Linked DNA regions of Homo sapiens: region 2 is linked to region 1. A link is a loop called in an ENCODE intact Hi-C map of the cell type or tissue named here. Cell type or tissue: ovary. All regions are shown on one strand. Each heading gives the region's core, and the rest is flanking DNA. Links, peaks and the distances in the headings are about the cores only.

What was found. Hi-C counts contacts between places; a loop is a spot of excess contacts. Peaks named below come from ENCODE experiments on the same cell type or tissue, not always from the same donor. Only the 100,000 strongest peaks of a DNase experiment are listed, where the experiment ranks them.
Region 2: it touches region 1 in a loop (5-fold over the local background); 1 of 110 quality-filtered maps calls a loop at or near these places.

The regions. Positions count from the first base shown.
Region 1 is chr3:41,108,893-41,111,808 of GRCh38, reverse strand. No RefSeq gene overlaps it. Among named protein-coding and RNA genes, the nearest start is that of CTNNB1, 89 kb to the left of the region's middle. In ovary, for the core only: no CTCF peak of the experiment used is centred there; a DNase peak (open chromatin) is centred at 1,463.
Region 2 is chr3:40,616,307-40,619,222 of GRCh38, reverse strand. No RefSeq gene overlaps it. Among named protein-coding and RNA genes, the nearest start is that of ZNF621, 93 kb to the right of the region's middle. RefSeq lists an enhancer at 2,730-2,916. In ovary, for the core only: no CTCF peak of the experiment used is centred there; no DNase peak of the experiment used is centred there.

The DNA.
Region 1 (2,916 bases), core at 329-2,828:
TGTAGAGAAAAAACACTTTTTTGGAACAGGATTTAAATATGTACTTTTGGAATTTTGGTTCAAAATTTGACCCATTATACCTCCAAAACTATTTCTGTTGTATCAGTAGGTTAGAGATTCATTTGCTAACACTTTGATGGACGCTGAAAGAGAAGTACTGGACTCAAGAAACTTATTGATAGAGAATAAGAAGCCTGGGTTGTTAAGTCAACCCTGTCCCACATACAAATTGGTTCCCTTCAGTAAGGAAATACTCTGTCTTAGGGTAGGTTTATCAGAAACAGACCCTGAGACAGGCATCCACAGAAAACTGATTTATTAAGGAGGTGCATCCAGAAGCAACCGAAGGGATGGGGAAGCAAGGCAGAGTGGGAAACCTCACAAGGTGATCCTAGGCAGAGTCCCAGCCTCTACCTGGTCCTACAGGGTGCTCTGGAAAGTGTCACACCTCAGAGTGTGTCCTGACTGCAGGCAATGGAGCTATGCTTTCATAATCCCCAAACAGTCATTCTTTGTCCAAGGGCCTCCAGGCACTTCCAGGTTTTTGCTCATGTGGGCAGAGTGCTGCTGCAGCCCTTAGACAGTCAGTCCTCTTAAGGGAGAGGTACATGTGGCTGTTAGAAGTGAAGCAACACAGCAGTTGGTGACAGGGTGCACAGAAAGGTTAAAAGGAAGGTCCCTGGGGTCTGGGCAGAGCTCTGTCCACAGTTCCACTTCACTGCAGAACAGCTGGCGTGCTATATATTGACTCCTATCTCCGGGAACTGTTTGAAGACCTGATTCAGTAGTGTAGCATGAATCTTGGGTCAGAACCATTGGGGCTGAGGGTGGCTCTTTGACTTACCAGCTTAGTGACCTTGGGCAGATGACTCTGACCTTCACTTTTTTCACTGGCAGGATGAGAATGATAATCCCTCCCTCACAGGGGGTTGTAAAGATAAAAGAGGCAGTGCCTGCTAAGCACCAGCTCACTGCTTGGCACACCACAGGGATGTGTGACATGTCAACTCCCTTTCCCTACTCCTCCCTCTCTCTTCTTAGGGAAGAACAAGTTTCACCATGTCTGCTGAAAAGTTCCTGCAACCTGCTGACTTTGTTTATGTACCGTTCTGGTGAAGGTAACAATTTAGATGGCAAATTGCACTGCCAGAGCTGAGGAGTTGGTGTATTAATTCCTGACTATTTACTGTGACAGGTTTAAAGCTCAATATCTCAGGGAGTGCTGGAGCTCCCACTCCGCTGCATACAGAATTGCAAAGATGCTACACCTTGCTGCTTCTTGGCAGCATCGAGCAGTTCAAGGGGCTATGAGTTTCCATCATCTCCTCCACTCTGAGGGTCTGGCAGCAAGATCCTGGGAGGACCCAAAGTGCCGTCTGACTTTAACCTGTCTCCTCTCCCAGGAGCCCAGGGTGAGCCAGCAGCCCTAGGCTAGGGGAGCCCACCCTTTCCTTCTCAGGGAGCACAGATAAGCCCCTCCTTAATGCTGTGTAGCTCTGTATCAGTTGGCCGTGGGGTGAAAGTGCCACCTGTGTCAGTCTGGTCACGGGGGCATGCAGCCCGAGTTGACCTGGGAGGAAGCACTGATGAAGCCTTTGTCTCTCTCCTTCAATTCAGGCCTCAGGCAAACGTCCATGTTATGTGGTATTCTCCCCATACTGCAGGTTGGAATACTGAGGCTTGAATGAGCTCTCACAGCCAGTGAGAGATAGAATCCAATATTGAACCGATGTTTTTCTGACTCTCGTGTGGGAGACACCAGTCCGCATGTCTCTCCTTTTTCCTTGCCCTGCTGCCTGCAGGTCTGTGTGGAGAAAAGCAACCAAGGGTCCTTCCTACATCACATGAGTCTTTTCAAAGAGACTGAGGAGCTCCACACGTGCTTCATGCTTCCATTCCCCTGATAGATACCTTTTTCTATCCTCTGCCCCCGCCTCGGAAAATTAAATGATTATAGAGCAATCTGATGAGTACGTTTTATTCCTTGGGTACCACTGCAGAGGCTCACCCTGTGTCCTGAGCAGCATATTAAAGCATTCTTTCCCAAGAAATTACTTAGATTGAATGGAAGAATTTTCTTCCCAGAATTTTTCATTATGTGTAAAGTAGTACCCATGCCTGGGGGTTGTTGGGAGGTAGATGTGTTTAGTGGGGTGCCTGGTGCCTAGTGAGTCCTCAGTGACTGTACATGATTCTAGTCACCATCAGCCTCCTCAGGTGGGGTGCTCCTTTGTGTCTTCGATGAGCAGGAGGATGTACTTCACTTCAAATCTGAACTGAGTCGTGGAAAGGTAATTATGAAACACAGGTTCTCTGTGACAGCTGAGGCCAAAGAGGAATTGTTTCAGCAGCACTATCCAATAGAACCACACACTGTCCAACACACTAGCCATGAGGCACATGTGGCTATTGAGCACTTGAAGCCTGGTGAGTGCAAATGAGAACTCAAAATTTTAATTTTAATTCATTTAAATTTAGCAACATGTGGCTAGTAGCTACTGATTTGAACAGCACAGATGTAGCCCTCATTTTTTAGTGACTGATGGAAGCTATAAGAACTTTATACATAAAGCACATATAACCATAGCACATATAAATACTTGAAAATGATTTATTGCTAGAATATACACCCCAGTGAAGATAAGAAACATGGTAGTGGGGTAACAAAAGATTTGCTGATCATTCCTTGGAGGTAACATGCTAAGACAAACACTAATAACTAATTCCTGACTTGAACGTTGGTAAAGGACCCCTGCAGAAGGACCATGACAGTCACATCTGTTTAAATTAGGCTGGTGATGTTCTCAATCTCAAAGTGAAATGGGAGTGAGGGAATTTGGGCCCCTCTGAATCCAAATACTATAGGCAAGTTTCCATTAATGCTTCTGTTAGATATATTCCAAACCATCCCTTAAA
Region 2 (2,916 bases), core at 264-2,763, 490 kb after region 1:
CACATGCCACCACATAGTCCTAGCTACACAGGAGGCTGAGGCAGAAGAATTGCTTGAACCTGGGAGGCAAAGGTTGCAGTGAGCCGTGATCGCGCCACTGCACTCCAGCCTGGATGAGCAATACAGCGAGACTCCGAAGAACCTCTCTGACTCTAAAATCTAGGCTGTTTCAGAAAAGCAAACATGATGTTCCTGCTACTGCAGAATTAAAGGGTCTGTCTGCTGTGCTCTTGATGGAAGGAATGTCCCTGGGAAGCATTGTCCTCCTCTTCTTGTTGGCATCCTGGTGCCATTTAGATTGGTTTGAATTTGACTTCTGGCATTTTTGGAGAATAACTTGCATGAGTGCAGGGAATGGGGGCTCTGATCTCACCAAATGTGGTGATCTTGGGTAGGTTCTGAAGGATGTTAATGGCCTTCTTTCCTGGGTATTGGCTGCTACATAGTAGCAGTAATCACTAGCACTCAGGACTCTGAAATCTTTTTTCCAAAACTGGAAATCCTCATTTAGTCCACAAAGTTATCCTGAGAAGTGAGTGCCACTAGCCTCATATTCCAGATTATGAAAGTTAAGCTCCAAAAGCTTGAATGACTCAACTCACCCAAAGTCACCATAAGAGAAGAGCTAGGAAAACAGTCTGTGTTTCTGGCACTGCATCCATGTCCATTGCTCTTCTTAAGTATATAGATGAATCTAGAAGCTCTAGCCTCCAGCTGTGTGGTGACTGCTGTTGGTATGACAATCATAACCCTTGCCCTTACCATTTCAGTGCACAACTGCCCAACTTCCAGCTACTGGCACCTGCATCTCTTGGGCTAAGGTTTTTCTTTGGTCAATGGAGTCCCCATACCCTGTGAGGCAGGCCAGAAATGGTAGGGGAATTTAGCACCCCCACTCCCACAAGCAACCTGTCAGTCACCAGTGGCCAGCTCCACCACACTTCAGGTGGAATAACCCCAAGGCATGCTCTGCACTGCCTTGGAGTGGCCCTTGAAGAATTAAGCCCCAGTTGCCCACAGTGGTAACCTGCTTGATTACACCCCCTTTAATGACTTCCTTCCCTGTCTCACTTGCAGGTGTTACCTATGATCACCTTCCAGATTACCCCCACTGGAATCCTGGTGTCAGCTTCTACCTCTGGTGAACCCAAACCAAGACGGGCTATCCTATGGTTAAAATAGGGCCAAAAAAAAAAAAAGTCTCTCTTTTGCCAAGGGTTGTTGCAGATTTATGAGACCATATTCTTAAAGCCTAAGGAGAGAAAGGTACCTGATTAGGAGCAGACACCAGCTTTGTTCAAAACCCATAAAACATGCTACATCCCATACAAAGTGTACTGTGCAGTCATTTTTAAAAATGAGGAAGATCTTAATATGCTGGTATGAAACCATAGCCAAGATATATTGCATAGAGGGGAAAAAAAAAAAAGCAAGTGACAGAACAGTGTATTTAGGAAGCTGCCACTGTGGATTTTAAGAGAATTTATATACATATGTATGTGAGGAATATCTCTGAAAGATACACACAAAATAAAAACAGAAAAGTATAGGAGTCCCCGAGGAGACAGACCGGGGACTAGAAACCATTTTCTCTTTTCATTGTTTAAACCAGCTTTACGATATCCTTATATTACTTTTTAAAAAGGAAAAAGGACAAGGAAAAACACTACTAAATGAAACACACCAAAAAGGCTCATAAAAAAAAAAATCGATGTGCATCATGCTTAGCTGAGGAACAGTTTGTCAGGGGACCCCAAAATCTGCATTTCTAATTAGTCCTCAAGTGACTCTGATGTTAGTGGACTGTGCTCTAAGAAAACCTACCATAAAATGCCATCCCTTCACTGGGCTGCAGAACACTGCCAAAGGCTCTGGAGGAACGGGTGTACTGAAGATGGGCAGTGCTGGGGGCGTCTGCAAGGGCAGTGCTGGGGGCATCACCAAGGGCTGTACCTGAGAGGGCACATCTTTGCTCACCGCAACAGGACACTTAGTGATAAAGGTACAAACCATTTCCTTTTCCTGACTCACCTCTCAGGCAGTGGCCACCATCTCCCTGGTGAAGCTTTGAGCAAGATTATTTTGTTTGCTTTCTCCTTTCCTTCTGAAGAGGATGCTCTGCTGGCCCAAACAGTGAGAAAATTAGAAGCAACTTAATTTTTTAAAACATGAGGCAAGAATGAAAATCACATGCAGCATGAAATCTAAATTTGAGCCAAATAGACCATTGTAGCATCCTATAAAAAAAACCCAAACAGAGACAGACAAAGAAAGCAATGGCAAACAATCTCCAAATTGATTTAAAATTAACTGGACATCTGGTCATAAGGTGAAACAGCCACCAGGCACCTGAACTTGAGGTGACAGGTAGACTTTTCACGAATCTTGGAATTCACAAAATTGCAGTGAACACTGGGAATTAAGAAGTTCCCATTAAATGGTGATCATGACACAAAAGGTACCATTTGGTCCTTACAGCTGGTTTCGTGGAACCAAGTAGGCAAAAGAAACAGGTGCAGAAGGAAAGCAGAGTAGCTGATTGTCTGCAGACCAATCTGCGGTTTAATCTCACATGTCCCAGTTGCCTGGGACAACATAGTTCTCAAGTGCTGTTAAGTGTTTCACAAACTATAGCAGGCACCCTGCTACAGGACGAACACTAGGTGAAGGCACCAGGAGCCCCGCCCAGCCGTCCTCCTTTATCTGCTCCCCTAGAAGAGCACAGAAGGAAGCTGGGGTAACCAAATAAAAGACAGATGCTGGGAGTCGGTGATCCAGCTTGGAGGTGGAATCGAGACCTCGCTGGACCCCAGGCCCCAGCAAAAAAGGAGAGCAAAAGCCAACTTTGGCTCAACCTGATAATGAGCCAACCTCATTATGATATTAGCTGCCAGGATGAACAACACTCTCTTAATA